2 separate regions of the Homo sapiens genome follow, and region 1 is linked to region 2. Evidence: chromatin contacts called from ENCODE Hi-C or POLR2A ChIA-PET data. All regions are on one chromosome and are shown on one strand. The core of a region is the stretch at or near the end of the contact, and the rest is flanking DNA. Distances in the headings are between cores, read along the strand shown. Region 1 holds the start of ARHGEF1 (Rho guanine nucleotide exchange factor 1). Region 2 holds the start of DMAC2 (distal membrane arm assembly component 2).

Region 1 (2,709 bases), core at 1-2,500, 440 kb after region 2:
CCGGCCGCTTTTTTTTTTTTTTTTTTTTTTTTTGAGGCAGAGTCTGACTCTGTCGCCCAGGCTGGAGTGCAGTGGCGCAATCTCAGCCCACTTCAACCTCCACCTCAAGCGATTCTTGTACCTCAGGCTCCCGAGTAGCTGGGATGACAGGCATGTGCTACCACACCCAGCTAATTTTTGTTTTAGTAGAGACAGGGTTTCGCCATGTTGGCCGGGCTGGTCTCGAACTCCTGACCTCAAGTGATCCACCATGCTTCGGCCTCCCAAAGTGCTGGGATTACAGGCATGAGCCACTTTATGCGTATTTAAGCCTTGGAAACACAGGGACTATCTTGTGGATTGGGGCTAGTACAGAATTCAGACTGCAGCCTTTTCCCGATGCGTTGACTTACAGAAGGGGCATTTTGGAGGGTCTGTGGTCCTAACCTGGGGATAGCAGGGAGATCCCGGGGCAATGACAGAGAGGCACAGAGACACGGATTTCCTGAGAAAGGGAGAGGAGAGAGGCTGAGACCCAGGGATCATGAAGGGGACGAGCAAGGGAAGGAAGAGATGATGAGACCCTGGGAATCCGGGAGAGAGACAGGGACGTGGAGAGAAAGGGACAGAGAGAGAGCGAGAAGGAAAGGAAGAGACAGAAGGGAGAAGGGGCAACCGAAAATGGGCACGAAGAGGCCCAGGCACAGCAACAGCTGGGGAAATGACAGAGACTGAGACGGAGATGCAGAAAGATACAGAGAGAGCTGGAGAGGGTAGAGAAGGGCTTTCGGGGAGAAAGTGATGGAGGGACAGAGAGGAGAGGTGGAGGCCAAGGAGGGAAAGACCCCAGTAGAGAAAGACAGAGGGACAGAGAAGGGGATGCAGACGCAGGCGGGAGCACACCCACAGAGGCGAAGGAAGGGCGCAAGACCATGAGAACCACAGACGCGGAAAGCCGGGGAGGTCGTGGCTCGGTCTAGGGCGCACGGGGAGCAGGGCTTGCCCCCCAGCACCTCCGGGGAGGTGACCCCAGCCGGGAGATGCGAGTCCCGCGGAGCCCGCGCCCGGCGGACGGACCGATGGACAAAGCCGGGGAGAGCTCGGGCGCGGCCGGGGCGGGGGCCGGTGCCCGCAGGGACCCGGGCGCAGCGGGGAAAGGAGGGGCGGGCAAGCGGCGAGAAGGGGAAGGAAGCGGAGGTGCCGGGCGGGCGCGGGGCGCGGGCAGGAAGCGGGGAGGGGCGGCGGGGCGGGGGCCTCCGGAAAAACGCCCCGACTTCCTGCCCCGCCAGAGCCAGGAAGCGGGAGCCGGGACCCAGGGCCCGGGATCGCCGAGCCCGACCTCGGGCGCCCCGCCGGTCACCTCCGCGCGGACACCAGGTACTCGGTCCCCGGCCCCGCCCGGCCTCCTCCCCTCGGCTGTTGGGGGAAGTGGGGAGGAGGAGGGAGGGGCTGGGGCGCTGCCGGCAGCGGAGGGGCCCCCTTCGGACCCCACGGAACCAGCGGCCGCCCCTCCTTGGGCCTCAGTTTTCCCATCTGTCAAAGGGAGCAAAGAGGGGAGAACTCACACTTGACGAGTGCCCCATAGGTGGGGACGAACGGTGCGAGGCCGGGGCCAAGGCCTCCCACCTGCTCAGTGGAGAACGGACGATCACTACCATTGTACGGGTGGGGAAACCGAGGCCCGGGGAGCCAAACCGACTCGTCCCAGGGAACGCACATCGTGAGAAAGTGTGGAGTTGGGATTTGAACTCGCACGTGCTTTCCGCAAAGCGCCATCCTCCAACCCCCGCATGCTTTAGGGCCACCTAAAAATGAAAAACAACAATAACAACAACGACGAGGGTCGCTGTGAAGCTGAAAGTTGCAGAGTGCATTTGAAAGAGTTTTCGGAAAGCTCTTTTCTAGGTCATTAATTATACCGTGAGAGACAGGTGTAGGGAGAGAGCTGGAGGCCTTCTCCCATTGTACGGATGGGAAGACTGAGGTCTACAGAGAAGTCATTACTTTTTGCAGATTACACTGCATGTCAGAGGGAAAGTTGTGCTGGAACTCAAGACTATTGCTTTTCCGGTTCCAAAGGAAGGGGCTGGGGGTGGGAGACGGAGGGGATTGATGTACGAGGATTGGAAATTCAGCGGGTCCCCTAAGTGGGGAGACTAATAGGACGGGGAGCCCCAGTCCGCCGTCCGAGTGCTCAGCGCTGGGGTGACTAGGAGATCTCCGATCGAACTCGGGAGGAGTTGGACCCATCTGCACCTCCGGGCGCGGGGCGGGGCCCGGGGAGTGACGGGGGCAGTCGAGATACGGAAACGCTGGCCCTCCAAGACAGGCCAGAGCGGCCCTATCTGGCCTGCGTGGCGCAGTACAGCGCTAGAGCGGCCGGCGGGAGGAGTAGAGTCGTCGGGGCCGGAGCCCGGCAGGAGCCGGGCTAGAGCGGCTGGCAGGAGGAGTGGAGCTGGGCGCAAAGGTGGACTCAGGGCGGCTAGAGCGACGCGGCGGCAGGGGTGGGGAGAGTGCGGAGCCCGAGCGCGGAGGCTTCGGTTCCGGTGGCGGCGATGGCTTCTCTTTCCACCTGGAGCAGGTGAGGGACGCGGTCCCCAGCGGGTGTCAGACCCTGACTCTGCACGTCCTCCCCGGCATCCCTGGCCGTGCACACTGCCACGTCCCCCGTAGGATTTAGGGCCCGCGTAAGACCCGCCACGTCCATGTAAGATTTGGGTCTCGTGTAGA
Region 2 (2,700 bases), core at 41-2,540:
TTTTCTCGACTAGCCATATATTGTTGATTTTCCTAAATTCTTCCTCTAACTTTCCCCCAAACCCTTATCACTCAAAACCTGCATTATTTGACCTCTTAATTTTCCACAGATTTGCCCCTTAATTACCCAATTCTTCTGCTGGGGTCTTCCCAAATGACTTCTTTCTTTCCCCAGAATATAATCTTAAAAACTTATCTCCAAACCTCAAGGAGAGGGTGCTCTGAGCAATCCCTAAAACCAACCAAGCTTGTCCAACCCGCCGCCTGCATGCAGCCCAACACAAACATGCAAACTTTCTTAAAACATTAGGAGGATATTTTTGTGATTTTTTTTTTTTTTTTTTTGGCTCATCAGTTATGGTTAGTGTATTTTATGTGTGGCCCAAGACAATTCTTCTTCTTCGAACAGCGTGGCCCAGGGAAGCCAAAAGATTGGACACCCCTGAACCGAGAAGGGTATAAAAAGCATGAGCTTTGAAGAGGAGAGTAAGAAAGTCGAGGGGTGTGGCCAATGGGAAGAAGCCCCCAAACTCTTCAATTTTGCTTTCAAGGTCTCCTCTTAATCTACCCCAATTTCTCTTTGCTTTAACCAAATTCTTTTTTTTTTTCAAATTATCTCGATAATTTTACCCAAACCCTTATTTTCCTCAAAAGTTTAAAGCTGCCAACCTCTTTAATTTTCCCTAAATTCATTCCTTGATTTTAAATCCTCTGAAAGAATATCTCAAATTCTCCTCTTAATTTCACCCAGATCATGCCCTTAGAACCTCCAAATTGACCTCTTGGTTCCCCCACCCATCATGCTTTTGAGTTTTCTGTAAAAATTCGTCAATCTCCCACTAACTTTCCTTACATTCATCCTTCGGTCTTCTAAGACCAAATCCCACATCCTCGAACAATCCCTTCCAAGCTCTCTTATCCTACAGGCCCCACCCTTGCCTGTCCATTAGCTCCTTGTGTCATCCCTCCCTCTGATTGGTTAGTCGCGTCGCTCTTCGGCAGCCACTCCCTCATCCCCATTGGATACTCTCAGCCAAGTCCCTGCCTCCTCTCGCTCGCTAAAGCGTCTCCTCCGCCTGCGACCCTCACAGATCCTTCCTGGCCCCCACTAGCCACAGGTTTGCACTCCCAGTACGGGGCTTGCCAGGCTTAGCCTGCTGCCTCACGGCTTTCTGCTCTCGTGGCCGCCAACAGAGGCCCTGAATGCGGAGGCTGTAGAGCGGACTTCAAATTTGGGGCTCTAGGAACTCCGGTCACTTACCGCCCAGGGAGCCGCCATCTTGCTAAGGTTTCGTAACCGGAAGGGGCCGGTCTTATCCCACGCTCCTGGTTCAGCGCGAACTTATTCTCCTGTGGCCACGCCCCGCGTTTTCTAACCGTCCTCTTAAAGGTGCACGCACTTTTTACTCTTAAAGGGTTTAGGGATTGCTCACAGCGCCCTCTCCCTGAGCTTCAAAACGAGACACAGGTCGGGCTCACGCACCTGTGAACCCAGCACTTTGTGGAGGCCGAGGCGAAAGCATCGCTTGAAGCCAGGAGTTCGAGACCAGCCTGGGCAACATAGGGGAGCCTTTATCTCCACAAAGAAATAGGGCAACCTTATATCCACAAAAAATAAAATGTTAGCCGGGCGTGGTGGTGCACGCCTGTGGTCCCAGCTACTCACGAGGCTGAGGCGGGGGGATCACTTGAGCCGGGGAGGTCGAAGTTGCAGTGAGCTGTGATTGCGCCACTGCACTCCAGCCTGGGTGACAGAGCGAGACGCTGTCTCTTAAAACAAAAAATTGAAAAACAAAACAAACCCCAGGACTCCACAATCTTTCCCTAGGAGAAGATGGGGTGTTCTTCCCGGCAGAGTACCTTTCTTTCCTGACTGCAATTGCAGTCTCCCCAAGCTTTCTTATTCTTCCAGCTTCCACTCACTACCTCCTAAAAACAGGGAATGAGGGGGCTGAAAAGCTGACCACGTCATTTTTAAAAATTAGGGTCAGGTAAGAGAGTGGGTGAAGAGGTTAGATGTCAAGGTTAGAGACTGAGGTGAGATCTCAAGACCAGTTTGGAGTTGAAAGCTAGATCGCAGCATGAAGAGCCATTGTGAAGTCTTGTGGATAGAATTATTCATTCATTAGTTCCAAGAATATTTACTGAGCACCTACCACGTGATGGCAGGCACTGTTCTAGATGCCGAGGTTACCATGGTGAGCAGGACAGACCCAGTCCCTCTCTCAGGAAGTCAACATTCTGGGCTGGGAGAGGATGGATGTGGGAGAGGATGAATAAGAAACAAAGGAATCAGCAAGGCAATTTTGATGAGAAGCAGATAAAAAAAAGTGACTGGGTGTAGGGCCATCAGCAAAGGCCTCTCTGAAGAGGTGACATTGAAGTAGAAGTGAATGATAAGGAAAGAGCCATTCAAAGATCTAGGGGAAAAGCGCTGCAGGGAGAGGTAGCCTCTAGAGCAGAGAGGCCTTGAGGTGGGAACCAGCTTGCAGACAGAGATAGGAGACTGGGTTGAGAGGTGGGCAGGGGCTGACGGTGCAGGCCTGGTAGGGTTTTATTCTATTCACAGTGGGAAGAAGGGAGTGTCAAAATCGGATTTACATTTTGTAAAGATTATTTCTGCCAGGTGGAGAATGTACCTTAGAGCAGCGGTCCCTAACCGTTTTGTTACCAGGGACTGGTTTCGTGGAGGACAATTTTT

The links. Hi-C counts contacts between places; a loop is a spot of excess contacts on that map. ChIA-PET counts read pairs that join two places held with the same protein, here RNA polymerase II (POLR2A). Pooled maps may share reads with other maps.
Region 1: a loop to region 2 is called in a map of ascending aorta, with 5 times the contacts of the local background. The contact joins the promoter of ARHGEF1 here to the promoter of DMAC2 in region 2. A Hi-C loop is called at or near these places in 1 of 168 maps with a recorded cell type or tissue (ascending aorta) and 5 of 50 pooled maps. POLR2A ChIA-PET finds 5 or more read pairs at or near these places in 2 of 52 experiments (WTC11 and activated CD4-positive, alpha-beta T cell).

What each region holds. Positions count from the first base shown.
Region 1 is chr19:41,881,934-41,884,642 of GRCh38, forward strand. It overlaps ARHGEF1 (Rho guanine nucleotide exchange factor 1), which reads left to right and starts at 1,251. Exons shown (of 29, transcript NM_004706.4): 1 at 1,251-1,356. RefSeq lists silencers at 936-1,445, 2,310-2,459 and an enhancer at 2,326-2,535.
Region 2 is chr19:41,438,622-41,441,321 of GRCh38, forward strand. It overlaps DMAC2 (distal membrane arm assembly component 2), which reads right to left and starts at 1,291. Exons shown (of 6, transcript NM_018035.3): 1 at 1,261-1,291. The coding sequence starts at 1,278. RefSeq lists an enhancer at 1,026-1,195.